2 separate regions of the Homo sapiens genome follow, and region 2 is linked to region 1. The links are chromatin loops, found by intact Hi-C in ENCODE. Cell type or tissue: sigmoid colon. All regions are shown on one strand. Links, peaks and the distances in the headings refer to the core of each region. The heading gives the core; the rest is flanking DNA. Region 1 has its middle 9.9 kb from the start of RAD51B-AS1. Region 2 has its middle 36 kb from the start of ZFP36L1.

The links. A loop is a pair of places that touch in the nucleus more often than their neighbours do. Peaks named below come from ENCODE experiments on the same cell type or tissue, not always from the same donor. Only the 100,000 strongest peaks of a DNase experiment are listed, where the experiment ranks them.
Region 2: a loop joins it to region 1, with 2.0 times the contacts of the local background. A loop is called at or near these places in 10 of 110 quality-filtered maps.

Annotation. Positions count from the first base shown.
Region 1 is chr14:68,690,441-68,700,309 of GRCh38, reverse strand. It overlaps the pseudogene RPL12P7. Among named protein-coding and RNA genes, the nearest start is that of RAD51B-AS1, 9.9 kb to the right of the region's middle. In sigmoid colon, for the core only: no CTCF peak of the experiment used is centred there; DNase peaks (open chromatin) are centred at 4,809, 6,589, 6,859 and 7,849; H3K27ac peaks cover 902 bases.
Region 2 is chr14:68,752,525-68,762,393 of GRCh38, reverse strand. No RefSeq gene overlaps it. Among named protein-coding and RNA genes, the nearest start is that of ZFP36L1, 36 kb to the left of the region's middle. In sigmoid colon, for the core only: no CTCF peak of the experiment used is centred there; a DNase peak (open chromatin) is centred at 4,544.

The DNA of each region.
Region 1 (9,869 bases), core at 632-8,631:
AAAGTGCTGGGATTATAGGCATGAGCCACTGTGCCTGGCCTAGGCCATAAGTCTTAATACTATCACACTGGCAATGAAGTTTCAACATATGAATTTTGTGGGGATACATTCAGAGCATGGCAGATAGTCTCTTTAAAAAATGATGCTAGAGCATCTACACATCCATGCAAAAAAAGAAAAAAAGAAAAGAAAGAAAAGAGGAGAGAGAGGAAAAAAGATTGAATGTTGACCTATAACTCAAAATGGATCATAGACCTAAATGTAAAATGTTAAAATGTGAAATACAGAAACATAAGTGAAAGTACAAAAGAAAAAGCCTAAAAGCATGAAAGAAGAAAACAGGAGAAAATCTTTCTGATTTGGATTAGGCAAAGATTTCTTGGATATGACATTGAAAACACAATCCAGAAAAGAAAAATTTATAAATTGGATTTCATCAAAATTAAAACCTTCTGTTTTTAGAATGGCACTGATAACAAAGTAAGAAGACAAATCTTCTATGCAGACTGGGAGGAATATTGCAAAATCTGTATCTGACAGAGGACTTGTGTCTAGAATATATTAAAAATTCTCAAAACTCAGTAAGAAGAAAACAAACAATCCATTTTTTAAAAAATGGCAGAATACTTGAACATATACTTCACCAGAAAAGAAATATGAATAGCAAATAAACACATAAAAGGTGTTTAACATAATTAATCACTAAATTTAAATCATAATGAGAAACCACTATTATTATTTTGGAATGGATAAAATAAAAAAAAACATTCAAAACACAAAACTGACAATATTAAGTACTGGGGCGGGGGATGTGGAGCAACTGGAACTCTCAGACATGCTGGTGAGAATGCAAAACAGAACAGCCACTTTGGAAAACAATTTGGCAGTTTGATATGAAGTTAAGCATATACTTATTATATAAGTGAGGAATATAACTTTAAGGTATTTAACTGGAGAAATACAAACTTCTGTCCACAAAAAAACCTGTGGACAAATATTTATAGTGGCTTTATTCATGGTGGCCCAGAACTGGGAACAACTCAAATGTCCTTCTATTACTGAATGAATAAACTGTTACACATCTATGTACTGTAACACTACTTATCAATGGAAACGAACTTCTTCTTTTTATCTGAGACAGAGTCTCACTCTGTCGCCCAGGCTGCAGTGCAGTGGCGCGATCTCTGCTCACTGCAACCTCCACCTCCCTGGTTCAAGCAATTCCCCTGCCTTAGTCTTCCAAGTAGCTGTGATTACAGGCACACGCCACCGCATCCGGCTAATATTTTTGTATTTTTAGTAGAGATGGGGTTTCACCATGTTGGCCAGACTGGTCTTGAACCATTGACCTCAGGCAATCTGCCCGCTTCAGCCTCCCGAAGTGCTGGGATTACAAGCATGAGCCACCGTGCCTGGCCAAAAACGAACTTCTTTTTTTCTTCAACTTTTATTTCAAGTTCAGGAGTACATGTGTAGGATGTGCAGGTTTGTTACACAGGTAAACGTGTGCCATGGGCTGGGCGCGGTGGCTCACGCCTGTAATCCCAGCCCTTTGGGAGGCTGAGGCGGGTGGATCATGAGGTCAGGAGTTCAAGACCAGCCTGGCCAAGATGGTGAAACCCGTCTCTACTAAAAATACAAAAATTAGCCAGGCACAGTGGCAGGCACGTGTAATCCCAGCTACTCGGGAGGTTGAAGCAGGAGAATCACTTGAACCCAGGTGGCAGAGGTTGCAGTGAGCTGAGATCACGCCACTGCACTCCAGCCTAAGCAATAGAGTGAGACTCCGTCTCAAAACAACAATGACAACAACAACAACAAACCATGTGCCATGGTGGTTTGCTGCACAGATCATCCCATCACCTAGGTATGAAGCCCAGCATCTATTAGCTATTCTTCCTGATGCTCTCCCTCCCCCAACTCCACCTCTGACAGACCCCAGTGTATGTTGTTCCCCCTGATGTGTCCATGTGTTCTCACTGTTCTGTTCCCACTTATAAGTGAGAACATGCAGTGTTTGGTTTTCTGTTCCTGTGTTAGTTTGCTGAGGAAAATGGCTTCCAGCTTCATTCATGTAACTGCAAAGGATGTGATCTTGTTCCTTTTTAATGACTGCATAGAATTCCACGGTGTATATGTATCACATTTTCTTTATCTATCATCGATGGGCATTTAGGTTAATTCCTTGTCCTTGCTATTGTGAATAGTGCTGCAATGAACATACATGTGCATGTGTCTTTACAATAGAATGATTTATATTCTTTTTGGGTATATACCCAGTAATGGCATTCCTGGGTCAAATGATATTCCTGCCTCTAGGTCTTTGAAAAATTGCCACACTGTCTTCCACAATGGTTGAACTAATTTACACTCCCACCAACAGTGTAAAAGCGTTCCTTTTTCTTCACAACCTTGCCAGAATCTGTTGTTTTTGACTTTTTAATAATTGCTGTTCTGATGGGCATGAGATGGTATCTCACTGTGGTTTTGATTTGCATTTCTCTAATGACCAGTGATGTTGAGCTTTTTTTCATATGCTTGTTGGCCACATGCATGTCTTCTCTTGAGAAGTGTCTGTTCATGTCCTTTGCCCACTATTTAACGGGGTTAATGAAAACGAACTTCTGATACAGGTAGCATGGACGAATCTCAAGTGCATTAGGCTAAATGAAAGAAGGCAGATTCCGTGCTATGCCCCTTATGATTCCATTTATATGGCCTTTTGGAAAAGGCAAAACTAATGGGTCAAAATACCTGATGAGCAGTTTTCAATGGCTAGGGCTGGGGGAAGGGGTTGACTATAATGAAGCCCTGCAGAATTTTAGGGGGTGATGGAACTGTTCTGTATCTTGATTGTGGTGATGGTTACACAACTGCATGCATTTGCTAAAACTCAAAGAACTGTATTTTAAAATGGATGAATTTCATTGTATGTACACTTAATTTCAACAAACCTGACCACCACCACCAACACCGCCACCACCACCAACAGAGGGTAGCTAGGTTATAGGGCATAAGACAGAGTTGGGGAGACCCACCTTGGGCCTGGTCCCTAACTGGCATTCTGCCTCATCAGACCCTGTCTTCCCATCCCTGAGGGCTCAGCCAACTGCTACAGAAACCTTGCTCCCTGCAGTTTCCAAAAGCCAGAAAGGGAACCATTAATAAGCCCCTCCTGTGAAGTGTTAAGGTCCTCGTTTTTATTAAATGCAAGTGCTCCTGGGAGGGCTAATAGCTTAAGTTGAGGGAGGCTCTTGCAGAGGAAGGATGGGAACAGAGACAGTTTTCTAGGAGGTTGGAGAAGAGCGGGATGGAGTGGAGGATAAGCCTTCAGTGTGGTTGGTGGCACTGGGCTGCTCCCATGCATCATGGGCGTGTTGGGGGCAGGGGGTTAGGAACTACATGGAAGACAGGCACGCACCCCATGCTTGCTTTTGGGTTAGTTTGCAAAGTCTTCCCTCCCCACCTGGCAACCACAGCCCCTGCCTGGGCTTCCTTCCCCAGTACCTTCCTCAATCACCTTCGAATTATCCAATGCCAAGTACAAATAGCCAGGTTTGGGGACTTATTTTTTTATGGTAACTAAACACAAAGGCCTCAGGATCTTCATTTGGTATATTTCTGCTTCCTTGGGTCTTCTGGGGTTCAGATGACCTTAGGGCTTCTGTCTTAAGGGAAGTTTCCTGGTCAGTGAGAGGAGCAGAGGGCTGGAGTAGGTATCAGGGCTCCAGGCTTCTGTGGTCTTGCCATGCCAATGAGGAGGTTGGAGGATTGGCTAAAGCAGCTGCTGGGGGCCTGTAGCTAATGATTGGACTTTTTTCTATACCATTTTCTTCAAATTTTCCATGCACCTTCCCACCGCAGGACCTTTGAACATGCCATTCCCTCTCTCTGGGGCTCCTCCCCTTCAGAAGTTATGTTGGACTACCACTCACTGCACCCGACTGTGCCTGTGTGCTGAGGATACCAGAATCAGGAAGACAAGGGTCTCATGTGAAAGAAGACTCCGGCCTAGGGAGAATGGTAGTGAGAGTGGTACTAACTAAAATAATAATAACAGTGGCAACAACACTGGCAGGGCCGTTGAGGGAGCACTCACGAGGTGCCAGGCATTTATGTGCACTATGACATTGAAAACTCACAACAGTCTTACAGATGGACAGTGTTATTATCCCCATTTTATCAAAGAGGAAACAGGCTGAGAGAGGATAAGTCACTTGCTGAGCTGGTACATGGCAGGGTTGGAACTTTGAGTCCAAGCCTCTGGGACTCCAGAGTCATGTGTTTGGCCACAGTGTTTTCCCACTACACCCAGAAAAGTCCCCCTCTACCCCATAGGAAGGAAAGTCACATCCAACTTCAACTTGGCAGGTCCTCAGTTGGATCATTTAGAAGGAATGAAAAACAAGAGTAACATTGGCTATTGCATAGGATGCAGGCTACCAGCCTAAGACTGTGGGCCAAGGAGGGCTGGGCAGAGGTGCTGCACATACCTGGCCACCTGGCCCCAACTCTTCCTCTAAGACTCTTTCCACTCATTGTACTCATAGAGGACTTTTTTCCAAGGTGTGAAATCCAGAACAGACTGTTCAGGGTGACCAGAGGCTTGTGGGAAGACGCCTCGGGGCATGAGCCTTCCTGACTCAGCGCTCTTCCACTCCAGTTTTTGGACAGAGGTAAGGTATGTACTTGATGTTGAGCCCACAGCAGACCAATAAGTCATCCTCAGCCTCCCAGAGTCTGGTGGGGCTCTGTTGTCTAGTAAGCTGAAGACAATACTTCATGAATAACGTGGGTGTGATGTTGAGTAACAGTGATGGTTGATGGGCTCGGGGGCTGACTCATTTCTGAAGGCCTTGAATCAGACCAATGTTATTTCCTTTGGTTTTCAGTGGACCTAACCCAGATTGCCCTGAACACCTGCCCCTGTTGCTGAATCAGAGATGTGGGCTCTGGCCGGCGGAGGACCAAGACTTTACTGTGGGGCTCGAGCCCAGTTAAAGAAACACTATCCAGGAGATTCTATCATGGGACTTGAGGCTGGTGGACAAAGCGGGAAGAGGAAGGCCCGGTCCAAGTGAGGGGCATGGGTTTTGAGTCCACAGAAAAGAGGGGGAATATGCTTTGGTTGAAACCAAAAAAGCTCAGAGGGAAGATACAAAATAGGACCCCTGAGCAAGTTTAGATTTCTGTTTTCCCTCCCTCTCCTAGCACTCCTCTCATAAGCTGGGTAGAGGAGAAGCAAAGCCAGGAAATGAGTCCCTGGATAAGGCAGGCTTCGGGCAGGCCAGTGCCCAGTGCCTGCACTGCAATCTTAAAAGTGACCTGGAGCAAGATCTGACCAGGTGGAGCTCCCACCCTTAGCTGGTGAGCCCAGCGCCTCCTGTGTGGGGCGGTCTGGGCTGCCCAGCTATGGGCTTCACAGACATCCCCAGAAATGCATCTGGGGAGACCCAGCTCCCAGGGGAGCTCCTTGAAGGCAGGGTGGCGTCTTCTCTCCCTGCTTCCTGTGGCACATCCTGAGCTTTGGGTGCTCAACAGAGGGTGTGGAGGAAGACGCTGTGAGGATGACTCTGGAGCAGTTACCAGGACAGAAGACTCCAGGGAAGACAAGTAGGGGGCCAAGACCTAGGAGGAGCCTTTCACAAACCGCAGGTCCAAGTGGGAGGTGCCAGGCCCCAAGCAGTCAACACTTCTGTTATTGTTAGGGGTAACCCTGGCTTTAAGCCAAACCACGATATGTAACAATTATCCAGATTATCCAAATTGTATGAAAACACCACATAAAATTATTACTCAAATTTTAGCTGTTCCCAGACAGCTTCTGGGAACACATCTATTGCACGGAGTCAATTGTATTGTGTGAAATGTGTGGATGGCAGGTTATTGAACTCCTAGGTCCCAAGTAGCCTCATAAACATGAAGACTCAGGGGACCATTGGCTCCCCTGCTCTGCTCTTTCTTTTGTCTTCCATTTCCTTCTGTGGCTTTCAAAGTCCCATGCCTAGGAAAATCTGCTCTGCGGACAGCCTGGAAGAAATGGGAGTCCTGCTACAGACGGTTTGCCAAGGCTTGGCCAGGGAAGTTTACTGCATTGCAGCAGCTTAAAAATGCAACTGGATGGGCATCTCTGCTTTGGAGCATCAGCAGTGGCATCACAAAATGTGGGCACTGAGAGAGACTCTGAAACTCTAGTCCAACTCTCCCCTGGGAGCTCCTTCTCTAAAATTCCAAAGGCTGCATTGTGGCTGGTGTGGGGCCCTGGGAGCATTGCTGGCACTCTTGCCACCCCTGCTCCCTCCCATCCCCTTGTCTGCAAATATTGCCAGGCCCTGTGTAGTTGTCCCAAAGTTCCCCTGTGTCCCTTGCCTCCCTCCAGGGAGAGAGAAGCTTGCAGGTTCTACTGAACCTCCCAGCTAATCTAAGCGGATAGATAGAATGACAAATGATTTCTTCAGCAAGGGCTCCTGCGGAAGAGTCAATGAGCTCCGTGCTTCCCCAGGTGGAAAGGGTAAACAGAGACAGAATCTGAGCACATGCAGCAAAGAAGCTCGTGATGAGGTTCAGCAGGCGGACGAGTGCTAGAACACAGTCTTTGACTTGCTCTTGTTCCCGGGCCCTGACTGGCTCCCTCTGTCATTCCCCACCTTCTTCAGTACAGTTCTCTCTTTAAATTTTTTTTGGTCGTCAAATGATCCTTTATTGAAATATTTCTATATGTAGCCCTTAACTAGCTGGCCACTCCACCCGCACCACTATCAAAGCCATCTGTGATGTCGTGAGGGTGGCGCCATCAACACTACAGCCCACAGACTAGGCAGTCCTCACGATCTCTTTAATGATTCCAGAGAGTTCTCTGGCTAAAGATCAGTGCTGCATCTGTTGGGCAATGTTGATGATCTCACCACAAATGATATTTCCACTGTACTTAATGTTTTTCTGCTTGTTTCTGTCTCTTGGTGGTTCCTCAAGGGCTTTCATGATCACTGCAGAGGCAGAAGATGCCACTTGAATCTGGCCTGTGTGTTCTGCACCGTCAGTTTCACTGGGATCCTCTGGCCCTTCCAGTCACTTGTCTTGGTGATGTCCTCATTGGCCTTTTTTGGAGACAGACCCAGGGGGCTGATCTTAGGAACCAGAGCAGATGTAGTACTGACTTCCCCACTCGTGCACCTCAGGTATACGACTTTGATCTTGTTGGGGTTGAACTTGGGTGACATGGCAGAGGTGGTGGGTTTCCTGGCCTGCCATTCACAACGTCATTCACATGCCCTTCCAGGCTCATCTCCTAGCACCTCCCTCCACATTCCTATGTGCCAGACATATCTGCCTATCGTCACCACCTATGGTGGGCTTGGGTGCCTCTGGACCTGCTGCTCACTCTGCCTGGAATATATTTCTCTCAGCTAAACTCCTGCCCATCTTTTCAAGCTGGAATCAAATCCCCCTGTCTAGAGTATTTCCCGGATCCCCATGGAGAGGGTTAGGCAAAGACCATGAATGTTGCCGGCCACTTTACGGGAGAGAGGGTTTATCTCATTGCACTGTAATCAACAGTAGCCTTACTCTCTAATGCCCCTGACACGAGATAGGCACTCAGTAAATGGTCCTAGGAGTGAATGAATGTGTGAAAGAATGAATGAGCTGGTGGCAGGGTAAGAAAAGGAAACAGATGTGTCCATTAAGGGAAAACCTGCCTTGTGATTGGTGCCTCTCAAGACCTCATTCAGGATGTCCTCTCTGGAAGCTGGCTTTGGGGTGCTGCCTCGCCCGCTTTTGCCCCTTCGTGCTAAGTAAGAAGTTCCTCGATAACGCTGTGCTGTCTGCCTGGCCTCTTCCAAGGATTGCTTCATTGGCTGCTGGCTCCTGGCTTTTCTGGTCACTTCAAGGAGAGATGTGCACATCTCTCCTTGGGGGTTAATGCCTGAGAAAGCCTGGGAATCAATCAGATCTGGGCTAAATCAGACGAAGGACCTCACGCTCTGCAGTGAGGCTGGAGTCTGCTTGGGGGCAGCTAGACAGATGCTTCACAGAGAGGGAGAAAAGTTTCCAGGGTCCGGGGTTCCAGCATTCTTTGTGGGGGTATGAGGAAGTCCTTGAGGAAGGGGCAATAATAGAGATAATTTATTGGGTTGAGGTTGGATGAGAGGGAGACTGGGGGCGGCGGCAGGGGTCTGGGAGAGGGTGGGTGAATGTGTGTGTGCATGTTTTGTGGGGAGGGAATGTGGGAAAGAAGGGTATGGACAAGGCCTGACTGTGAGGGCAGGAGAGAGCTGGGGAGTGAGGGTGGCTCAGGGGCCCAGCTCTGCAGCCCCTGAATAGTAAGTGCCTGCAAAAGCTTCGCAGGCAGAATGGAAGAAAAGGCAGAATCTGGACTCACAGGCCCTGGCTGTATTGAAGGGGCAGAGTCCCTGGGGCAGGGAGCACCCTTAGCTTGGAAGTGTTAATGCAGGTTCAGGTTAGGGCCTCCACAAGAGGCCCAGGAAGCAGAAACAGAGCTGACGACTTGCCCGGTGCCAGGCACAGAGACCAGGAGGAGCAGTGTGGGAGCTTCTCAGCCATGGTTCCATGCATTTCCCCCTCTTCCTCACAATCGCCCCGGGGGCACAGGAACAGTTTGGGCCCAGGCTGATGAGGAGTGCGGGTAGCCTGTTTCCCACCTACCCGCCAGCAGTTTATACACTAATAGCCCACAGCACCCCAGGAGGGGGTGAACGGGGATCCATTTGTTTTTCCAGAGTTTGACCTCTGGGTAAAACTCTTTCCCCAAAATGTGCCGGTTTAAGTGAAAGTGATAAATCAGCCCCTTTGAAATGCAGAAGCAGCTTGGGGAAGCCCCCTTTGATATTCAGCTTGGAACCGGGGCACTTAAAACCTGGGTTAATTCTCCGGCTTTATTGGAGGCAGAGAAAGAGAAGAGGAGGAAACCCAGGGCTGGTCATTAAGTCTGGGGGACTTGAAAAGCCCGGGGCAGGGGCCGGGCTGCCGCAAAGGGATCACGAAGGCAAAGCGGCCCTGGGAAAAGCATCCCGGCCCGATGAACTCTAATCCCGGTTCCCACCCAGACAGATGAGACGCGGAGGGTGGTGGAGAGGAGGGGGCGGGCAGGACCGGAGAGAGGCTCTGGAAGATGGGGAGGCGGTTGCCATGGAAACGGGGCGGGCACTGGAAAGGAGAAAGCCAAGGGCTAACTTGGCAATTTCCTGAAAGGAGCTGAGAATTCAAGAGAGTGTGTGTCCCATTCACTGGGCGGCTTGTGCTTTCAGAGGTCTGGGGGCTGCGGCCCCTCCATGGGAGCCAGCGCTCTATGGCGGGCCTGTTACCTCCAGAGCCCTGGCCTGGGCCCTTCATTAGAAACATCTGCTCCTCATAGGCTCCATATAACAGAGTGGAGGGGGGAATAAGGCCTTGAGGCCACTACATGCCTTTCAGAGGGTGGGGGGCCACTGAGGATGCAAGGCTTTCTCCCGCGTTCCGCTCCCAGAAGGGAGGAAGGGCTGGGTGTGGGGGCACAGGGGCCCCAAGGCTGCTTTGTGCTAGTAAGGGGACCCTGCATCCTGGATTTTCCAGGGTGGTTCCCACTGTTATTCCCGCAAGTGACAAGTCCCAGTCTTGGAGTTGTCAGAGACGGTGTTCCAATTCGGGGTCTGGGACAAGCGGCCCCAGTAACTACTCTCCAAGGAGATTCCTCAGAGTTTCCGAATGTGGGTCCTGCCTCCTGACACAGCTGCTGCCAGCCAGCCTGTGAGCTGCGGGCAGGGATGAGCGGATGAGTGGCGGGATGGTTGGGCTGCTGCCTGTCCACCCCTGCTCTGTCTTTTATTTGCAGAGGAATGGGGAGGCAGGTAGGGAGTAGAGGATAGGAGTTG
Region 2 (9,869 bases), core at 1,215-9,214, 62 kb before region 1:
GGATGGCATCTAAATAGAGGATTGGGCTGGGTGCGGTGGCTCACGCTTGTAATTCCAGCATTTTCGAAGGCCGAGGCAGGTGGATCACTTGAGGTCAGAAGTTTGAGACCAACCTGGCCAACGTGGTGAAACCCCGTCTCTACTAGAAATACAAAAATTAGCCAGGCGTGGTGGTGTGTGCCTGTAATCCCAGCTACCTGGGAGGCTGAGGCAGGAGAATCACTTGAACCCCGGAGGTGGAGGTTGCAGTGAGCTGAGATCATGCCATTGCACCCCAGCTTGGGTGACAAGAGCAAAACTCCATCCCCTCTCCTGGCAAAAAATAATAAATAAATAAAAATAGAGGATTGACAGACAAGCAGGATTGAGTAGAGTCGCAAGAGACACATAGAGAAAGAGCATCCCACGCAGAGAAAACACTGCAGGGAAAAGCATTTTAGAAGCAAAAGAGACGGGGTGTTTGGGGGGAAAAGAAAGGGGCGGTGTTTTGTGGGACCCTGAGGAGGAAGGGGGCAGAGCAGAGGTAGGCAGAGGCTAGATTATGGTTGGGGGTAGGAGTGGAAGGCAGAAAGGGGACTTGGAGAGAGGAGAAGAATGGGCAGACTGGAGGACTCCAGGAAGCTTTCCTCTGCAGGAAAGTGGGAGCCATGGTCCTTTCTGAGGTATTCCTAGATGGTGACTCCTGGAGCAGAGCTTGTCAGCCTCACCTGGCTGCCTTCTGTGTCAAAGCTCAGCAAACGCTTGTGGGTTTGGGGCTCCCTCCCATGGGTGTCCTCTTGGCCTCAGCCCCACCTGTGGCAGGCACATCTGGTTTCCCAGCCCCACCTTGGTTGGGTGGAGATGACACCCTGGAGGTGTTGTCCTGGGAGGTCAGCATCTCCCAGGTAGGACAGGTGGGATGAGGGTTGAGGCTGAGCTGCAGCTTGTCCAGGGAGGGCCTGACTCCCTTGAAGCTGTCTGCAACTGCCCCCCATCTCCATTGTGCCCTCCTAGGTGGCAGTGAGAAGGATTCAGAACTCCTTGCTTAAGGCCAACCCTCCCCCTACTGCCCGCCCCACTTCCAAGTGCTCGAGTCACTCCCAAGACCCCCAGCAAGTCATCCATTTCCCCCTACTCATTCTTGTCTTTACTCCATTCCACTCAATAGTTACTGAGGCGTATTGACTCTCTGGCACTAGCACACACACCTTCATTGGGTTAGGCTCCATACCTTGGTCCAGGAAATCCCAGAGCTGGGAATATTAAGTTTAATGGGTCAGGGTACAGGCTCTAACATCAGGGTTCGAAGTCTGTAACTCAGTGACCTGGGGCAAATCTCTCCATATTTTTGCATCTCAGTTTCCTTATCTATAAAATAGATAACAGTAGAACCTACTGCATAGACTGTTGGCAGATTACATGAGAGCATTCCCATAGAAGGCTTTGTGCGTAGTGAGTGGTCAATGAATACTAATGGCTACTGTTTATGTACAGCAGCTGTTCACTTTGGGAAAAGGAAATGGTTAGGAAGGAATCTTTTTTTTGAGAAAGTAACACAATAATATTAAAGATATCTACCTTAACAGCAACTATTTTTAGTTTTAATATTCACTTCCACTACTTATTTTGAGATCATGATTAAAAAAATCCAGAAGTCTAGGGAATTTGTATGTTTTCTTTTCTTTTGATCTACTCCAGTAAACCTGCTATATATATAGACTCAATAAGTGACTGTGGGTGTGGGATCTACACCCATGCCCAAGCCTAGAGGTGAGAACCCTGGATTTGGATTCCTGTTCATCCCTGAAGTCTTGTGTGACTATGGGTATGTTTCTTAGTATCTTGGAACCTGTTTCTCCTCACCTGTTAAACGAGGATACTAACCCTCTCCATGGGTTATGAGAAGTAGCTCTAATGTGGGCAAAGTGCCCAGCATAGAATAGAGGATTAATAAATGCCAGCTCCCAGCCTCTCTCTCTGATTCAGTGTGGGGTTCAGAGGATTGTAAGTACCCAGGGGTTGGTACCACCAGGCTGGCCCCAGCCCACCTCCCACCTTCCCATACTAAGCCCTGGAATTCACCTGAGAGCACTGGGGCTCTGGCCTACTTTAGAGACTGGGGGTCAACCAGCCTCCAGTTTACTTTGCTGACACAACTGTGGGGAAAGAAGGGGACATGTGAGCTTCTTCTGGGTCAGAGAGGACCTGGGAGTGGGAGAAGGCAAGGGCGAAGCTGTTTCCTGAGAGCCCTTGTGGGTTCTACCCGTTTATGGCCAGGGTGGGCTGGCAACTGTTGGGAAGAAGGACTGTGGGGGCGTGTTGGGGGGGTGAGCTGGGGATTGCAAAGCTCAGAAAGCTCAGAAAGAGTCAGGCACAAGGAGAGAGAAGCTGTGGTGATTAAGAGAGGAGTCCATTAAATCAGGCTGGTGGGAGCAACCTGGCTGAGTTACCTAAGTCCTCCGCCACCCCCGGCCAACAAAGGGCCTTTCTCAAATACAGAAAGGAGAATATTGTATTCATAATGAGTAATCGCATATGTCTTCAGAACATTTTCAAATCAGAGCATTCTTTTACATCCATTTTCTAATTTCAACCTCACCAAGAGGCAGGGAAAGGGAGGTAATATTCCTATTTGACAAATGAGGAAATGCAGGTTCAAAGGGGTGAAGAAATTTGACCACATGCATGTAGCTGCTGAGCTGGAATGCAAACCTGGCCTTCTAGTAGCAAGGTACCTGCAACTGAAGGATCAGCAGGCATCTTCCAGGCAACTAGTGGTTTGGGTACTAGAATAATTTAGAATTTCCTCCATCTGAAAAAAATGTTAAAATAGAAAGACTGTCTGGCCCTCTTTCTTTTCCAGATTCATCGGCTTCTTTTCTGACTTGGGCATTAATCTCCATGCAGAGAAGCTCTCCTGGGGGCAGTGCCCCTCCGAGGAGTAGCAGCATCCTGTAGATGGGAGGGACTTAGGGCAGCCCTACGGAAGGATTTTCAGAGCTACTTGTTAACAGGCGACTAAGTGAGGTTGCAAAATCACGCTGTCTGCGCATCAGCTGTCACCCATAGGATTAGGGGCCTCTCCATTTAGTCTGTATCTAAGAGATCACACTAACAAACAGTGTGAATGTGAGCCTTGGGAAGGCCCCTTTACCTCTCTGGGCATCAGTTTGCTCATCTGTAAATGGATGAACTTACCTTCATTTGACTTTCTGTGTGCAGGTTGGTGGAGCAAACATTTCCGGAATTCCTGGAAACCAGTCTGTCTCTGCCATTACCAAATGGTAGCCCTGGATCTGTGGCGGTCTCTCTGGGTCATGGTTTCTTCATGTGTAAAATGCAGAGGGGTGGCTCTTTAGGGTCCTTTCAGCCCTAACATTCTCTGCAGAAGCCAGTCACCAGGCCTGGGCTAGAAGAAACTGTTGGAAAGTGAGGCCTAGGGCCGGCCTGCATGGGTCTGAACGAGGAGACCTTGTGGGTGAGCTGGGGGTGATAGAAGCCAGTGGAGGGGAAGGGTCAGGGGGAGGGACTGGAAGTTAGGAGTTGGGATTAGGGAAGAGGGAATCGAGATCCCTGGCTAACCTGTCAGGACCTTGCCCATCTATCTGGGCTATCTCCAAAGAGGTTCCTAGAGCCCGAGCCCAAGGTCCTGCCTGGGGAGACCCTCTGAGGAGGCTGGAGTCAGCTACACCCCTCTGCTCAGGGAGATGAGCCTTCTTACCTGGCAGCCTCACCTGGCAAGCTCTCTGCTCAGTGGACCTTCCCCACCTGAGGCAGGGAAGGATAGAAATCCCCCAGCTGGGCCTTGCCATAGCTAGCCTGGGGTTAAAACTAGGCTCTCTAGGCAAACAGTGTCTTTGCTATCTTGTGTTTGGAACCCAGCATGGAGGAAAGGTGGAGTCCACAGCAGCCAGTTGTGTCCAGCGCAGCCTGCTGTGTTATCTTGGTGCAGGGCAGCTCACAGGGAGGCGGGCCTGCAGATAATGGCCAAACTGTGTTCACCCCGTTCATCAGACTCCTTCCCATCAGGGCCACTGCTTTTTCTTTAAACAATTACTGTGGAGCCAGCTCCAGTCCAGCTGCTTTGGGAGACCTAGGAATGTATTCTTTCTTTCATGGACCCGGGAGAGGGGTGGAGAGGTCTTGTGGTATCCTGGCAGATAATGCAACCTGTTTCAGTCTTGCCACTCACTTCTGGCAAGCCCTGTCTCCCCTCTGTGATCCAGTGTCTCCATCTTTAAAATAAGGAGGAGAGTCCCTTTGGCCACCCCTCTTCCCCTGGCTCATGAGGACATATGGGGATACATGAGGTCTTGTCTATCACAGAGCTGTGGGTCTTTAGGGAGGCCCTCAGAAAACACCAGCTGCTGTTGTTGGTTATGGGGATCTAGGTTCAAGAAGAGCCTGGTGGTGTTATTTATTACTCATGAAGTCCTGGCCACCATGCTGATCCCAGGCGGGACGTGGTTAGCCAGTCCTAGACTGAGCAGGAAGCCAAATGAACTTCCTTTTTTTTTTTTTCTTTTTTTAGAACAATCTCAAGAAGCCTGGTGCTCTGAGCCCTCAGAGTCAGCTGATGCCCCTTGCCCAGTAGCCAGGGTAGAGGTGGGGGTGTCAGTTTCTGCATCTAGGCCCCTGAGTATTCTTGGGAAATGACGCATGCTGTCACCAGCTGTACAGGCCATTACCCGTTGAAAAAATGTGACTGTGGGGGCCATTAGCCCCAAGAGTTCAGCACCCTCTGCAGTGGGAGGGTAAGAGCTACAGAGCTTAGGAAAGGTGCCTCCTATCAGCTGGAGACTAGAGCCTTAAACTCAGAGTCTGAAGGCGGATTGCACTTCTGCTGCATGCCAGCCACGTAATCCTTAGGAGGAATGAAAGCTCTCTATGCCTTTGTTTCCCCATCTGTAAAACCAGCACTGTAAAAGAATAATACGTGCCTTGTAGGGTTGTTACAAGAAGAAAACATAATCTAAAATGTTAATGGATGGTCCTAGTAGAACATTTGGTGCGTAGAAAATGCTCAGTAAGTGAAATAGAAGGGAGAGAAGCTAGGATGTGAGTTTAAGACATGTGGACAGAGAACATCCCAACAAGCTGTCCTAATCTTGAAATGCATGAACTGAAAATAGCGTGGGCTGCAGGTCCCCCAAGCACAGACTCAATGGCATGGCTGATGACATTAGTCCAGGGCTGTCCAGCCTGGGCAACAGCATTCTTATTTGGATTAAGGGAATAGAAGTTGCAGAGTAGAAGCAGCTTCCTAGAAGGATCCACCGTCCTTCCACCGAAGCCCACAAGCAGGTGAGGTGAGCTCCTTCAGGCCCAGAGCTCAGAGGCCTTTATAGATAGGTGTGAGGAGCCAGAGTGGGTTTTGTGGTCAGAGCCCAAGGCTAGGCATGGAGAATTCTGTTTTCCTGAAGCTGGCTGTTTCGTCACCTGGGACAAATTTCCTAACCAGTCATCCCCAGGTAAAGGGGAAGGCCGCAGACAATGGGCTTTTGGCCTTCTGCTTCTGAGCCCACTGATCTTGATGTGTCATTTGACCTCTCAGCTGTGGTTACCCCTGTGGGAGATGGGGATCATAACCAACTCTCCTGGAGGAGGGTGGTGAGAATGGAATGATGCGATGGCTGAGGTCCCCGCGTGCATCTGCATGGCCAGGTGAATGAAAGGGGGTGCTGTGAAGAGCCATCTACACCTCTGTCAAGGGGCAGGGACTGGTCACCACTAGGATCTTCTCCATCCTGAACACTGCCTTGGGGAGCTTAGGTAAAGTGAATCACCCAAGGGGTAGGGAAGAGGAGAAGGCTGACTGGGAGGAAGGCTCCAGGTTAAATTTTTTGGTGCCACCTTAAGAGAAATCTGTTTGCAGCCTTAATTCATCTGTAAACCAGGCAAGTCCTACCCGCCTTCCTAACAGAAGGAGCAAATGAGAATTAATTAGTAAATGTGGCTGTCAAACTTGGTCCGTGTTATTATTAACTTAATGTGTTTGTTTAAAAGGGGGAGGCTGGCTTGCTCCAGTCTACAGGCAGGCGTGTGAGCTGCTAGCCTGCCGGCCAGGTCTGATGAAAAATCCTGTAGATTGTTTCCACATGGGAGTTTACAACACAGATAATTAGTTGCAGTGGTGGAAGGCCTTGGAGGCGAGGGATGATGGATTCTGATGATGGATTTTGCAGTCCTTGGGGGGCAGAGGTGTTCTCTAAGGGAGGAGTTGTTGTACTAGGGAGAAGGCGCCCCAGGGGCTTAGGCAACACAGCCTGAAGCCAGCAGGCAGGGTGACCAAGGGGGTGGCCCCTGCTGTCCCAGATGGTTGGGGAGGCGTGGGGAGTGCTGCACACAGGCCATGCATGTATGCATGTATTCCTGGAGCGTGCAGGTGTCTGGGGCTTTCTCACAGGCAGATCTACCGTGCTGCTCCAGAAGATACCAGATGCTCAGCCAACCCACTGCATGCACCAGCTGCATAATGTAGTGCCCACTCAGCTGGAGTGGGGGGGGGGGGGTAGGTGGAGACCAGTGTTGAAAGGATGGTTTGTAATGAACAACTTCATTTTTCTAATATGTGCTGGTGCGTAAGGGTTAGCAGGTAGAGTCTCTGCTGTAAATGACACTTGAATACACTCTGTGGCTTCAGCTTTGCCCACTTTGGTTTCATGAACTGTCCTAATCTTGGGATGCATGAATTGAAAATAGCGTGAGGTGAAAGTCCCCCAAGGATAGACTCAATGACATGGCTGATGACGTCTGTCCAGGGGTCACCCACTGACCTTTCTTGCTGTATATTGGTTTCTCATGCTTCTCAGTCCTTCCTTCCAAGGCTAAAATCATGGACTCTGGAGCTAGGCTACTTGGATTTAAATATTGGCTCCACCACTTACTAGCTGTGCAACTTTGGTTGTTTTTTTGTTTTGTTTTGAGATAGAGTCTCACTCTGTCACACAGGCTGGAGTGCAATGGTGCGATCTTGGCTCACTGAAACCTCTGCCTCCTGGGTTCAAGCAATTCTCATGCCTCAGCCTCCAGAGTAGCTGGGACTACAGGTGCATGCCCCCACATCCAGCTATTTTTTGCATTTTTTTTGTAGAGATGGGGTTTTGCCATGCTGCCCAGGCTGGTCTGGAAATCCTGGCCCCAAGTGATCCACCTGTCTCGGCCTCCCAAAGTGCTGAAATTACAGGCGTGAGCCACAGCACCTGGCCTAGCTGTGCAACTTTGGGCAAGTTACTTAAACTCTCCATGTCTCAGTTTCCTCATCTGTAGAATGGGAGTGATGATACTTTATATGTTGGTTGGGGGGATGGAATAAGTTAACATTTGTAAAGCGTTTAGACCACTGCCTAGTGCATAATAAATGCTGTATAAATACTGGTTAAACAAATGAATGAGTTCTGGTTGCCCTAAGGAGACTGGTTGCCCATGTCTCTATATGATTACCTCTCCTCTAAGCCATTTCAACACACAGTAAGAACAGTGTGTTTGCTATGCACTTAACATTCCATTTTGTAGCTCTCCCCCTATCTAGAAGCTGCCCTCCCCTGAGCACATTAGGGTTCTGTGAGCCCATTTTCCTCTTTGGGGCCCCCACATTCTGTCTGCTGCTGTGATCTTTGTTATCCGAGGTCAACATGGCGAAACCCTGTCTCTACTAAAACCACAAAAATTAGCCGGGCGTGGTGGTGGGCTCCCGTAATCGCAGCTACTTGGGAGGCTGTGGCAGGAGAATCACTTGAACCCGGGAGGCGGAGGTTGCAGTGAGCCGAGATTGCCACTGCACTCCAACCTGGGTAACAGAGCGAGACTGTCTCAAAAAAAAAAAAAAAAAAAGATCCCTCTATGTCGGGCAGGGTGAGACCAGCCCCTACCTACACATGAATCCTTGCTGTGCAGCTGCCTCCAAATGTTGGTGATGACCTTGAACTGAGGAGAGCACTGTCCCGGTGGCACGTAGGACAGGGGTACAATGGAGTGCTACTGTGTCCTTTGGAGTTCTGTTTGATGTCTGGAGTCCTTGGAGTCCCTGTGGCTATCTGCTGCTCTGGTTTTGCATGGGGTTAGGCCAGAGTCTTCTTGTATCACTAAAGGACATTTTATTGACTGTCTGCTCATTCCTTACCTACTTTATTGTGACCCGACTCATTATTTTCAGCAATAAAGATAGAACACTGTTGAAAAGAGCTGGAAAATAAGAGCTATACAGATAAGTAATTGGCAACACACTTCTCCCTGGAACCTGAGCAGACCATGTGGTTAAACGTGTGTGCAGGTGTGTTGTGTGTTTATCAAGCATCTTTAACAGGTTCACACCTTTGACATCATAATATCACTTCTGGGAAACCACCCTAAAGAAATGCTATAAAATTTGCAAGATGCTTTATGCACACAGATGTTGTACACACAGTTATTTATAAAAGAATACACTGGAAACAACCGAAATGTCCAGCATTTCATATAAGGTTATGTACAACCACGGTTGCACTAATTTTAGTGGTTTTCAACCTTTCGTAAGTTCATGAGTTGCTTGAGAAACTTACTAAGATGAAGACTCCCAGCCTCCTCCCCTAGAGATTTTGATTTAATGGATCTGGGGTGAGATCCAAAAGTCTGCATTTTTAACATACCACATATAATTTTGATGCAGATGTTCTGCAGTTCGCATTTGAGAAAACTGATCAACTTGATGGGATATTTTACAGTCATTTAAAATGATGTTTGAAGAGAGATTATAATAACATGGAGGAATTCTTTATAACTAAAAAAGTATGAAAATTGTGTATATAACTGCATCCAATTATGAAATACAACTATATAGAACAAAGCAAAAATATACAAAAATATAAACACAGGTGGTCTCAGCATGGTAGAGTTATGGCGATTTTCTTCTTTTTTCTGCATTTTCTACATTTTCCAAAATTTCTAAAAGCAAGCATTATTTTTATCATAAAAACTCATATGCCTGTAATCCTAGCACTTCAGGAGGCCGAGATGTGTGGATCACTTGAACCCCGGAATTCGAGACCAGCCTGGGCAACATGGTAAAACCCCGTCTCTAACAGAAAATGCAAAAATTAGCTGGGCATGGTGGCTCATGCCTGTAGTCCCAGCCACTAGGGAGGCTGAGGCGGAAGGCGGAGGTTGCAGTGAGCTGAGATTATGTCACTGTACTCCAGCCCGGGTGACAGAGTGACACCCTGTCTCAAAAACAAAAACAAACAAACAAACAAAACACACATAGGCTTATAATTTTAAGACAGACAGTATCCTCCTTGGAACAAATTCAAGGGCTTTAGCTTGTTCACCCTCTTTCCTGGGATTTATATGCTGAAAAGTTCCATTTTCTCTTTGAAGAGACTGAAGGACCCTGAAGCAGAGTGAGGCTGGTCTCTTCAACTTCAGATGGGCCAAACCCCTTTTGGAAGTGCCTTCACACTCAGCTTTACCTACAGACCTTTGATAAGCTTCCGGAGTTAGTGAAGGTGCATTCAGCCCTGTTAGTGGTTGTTAAGATAAAAAGAATACTTAGCCTGGGATAGCATTTTATTTTGCGGAGCTGAACTATCTTAATGTCATTCTCTTGAGGATTTTTTTTTTAGATATTACAGTTTGTACAGGACAGTGAGGCCCTGTGTCAAGATGTTGGAAATAAGGAAAACAAAGTTGTCTGCTGAGAGCTGCATGTATAATTGGTAGGTCCATCATAACAAAATTCCAAGCCTGCGTGGCTTAAAAAGCAGAAATTCATTGTCTTACAGTTCTGGAGGATAGAAGCCTGAGATCAAGGTGTTGGCAGGGTTGGTTCCTTCTGAGGGCTGTGAAGTAGGATCTGCTCCAAGCCTCCCTCCTTAGCTTGCAGATGGCTGTCTTCGCCCTGTGTCTTCCCCTGG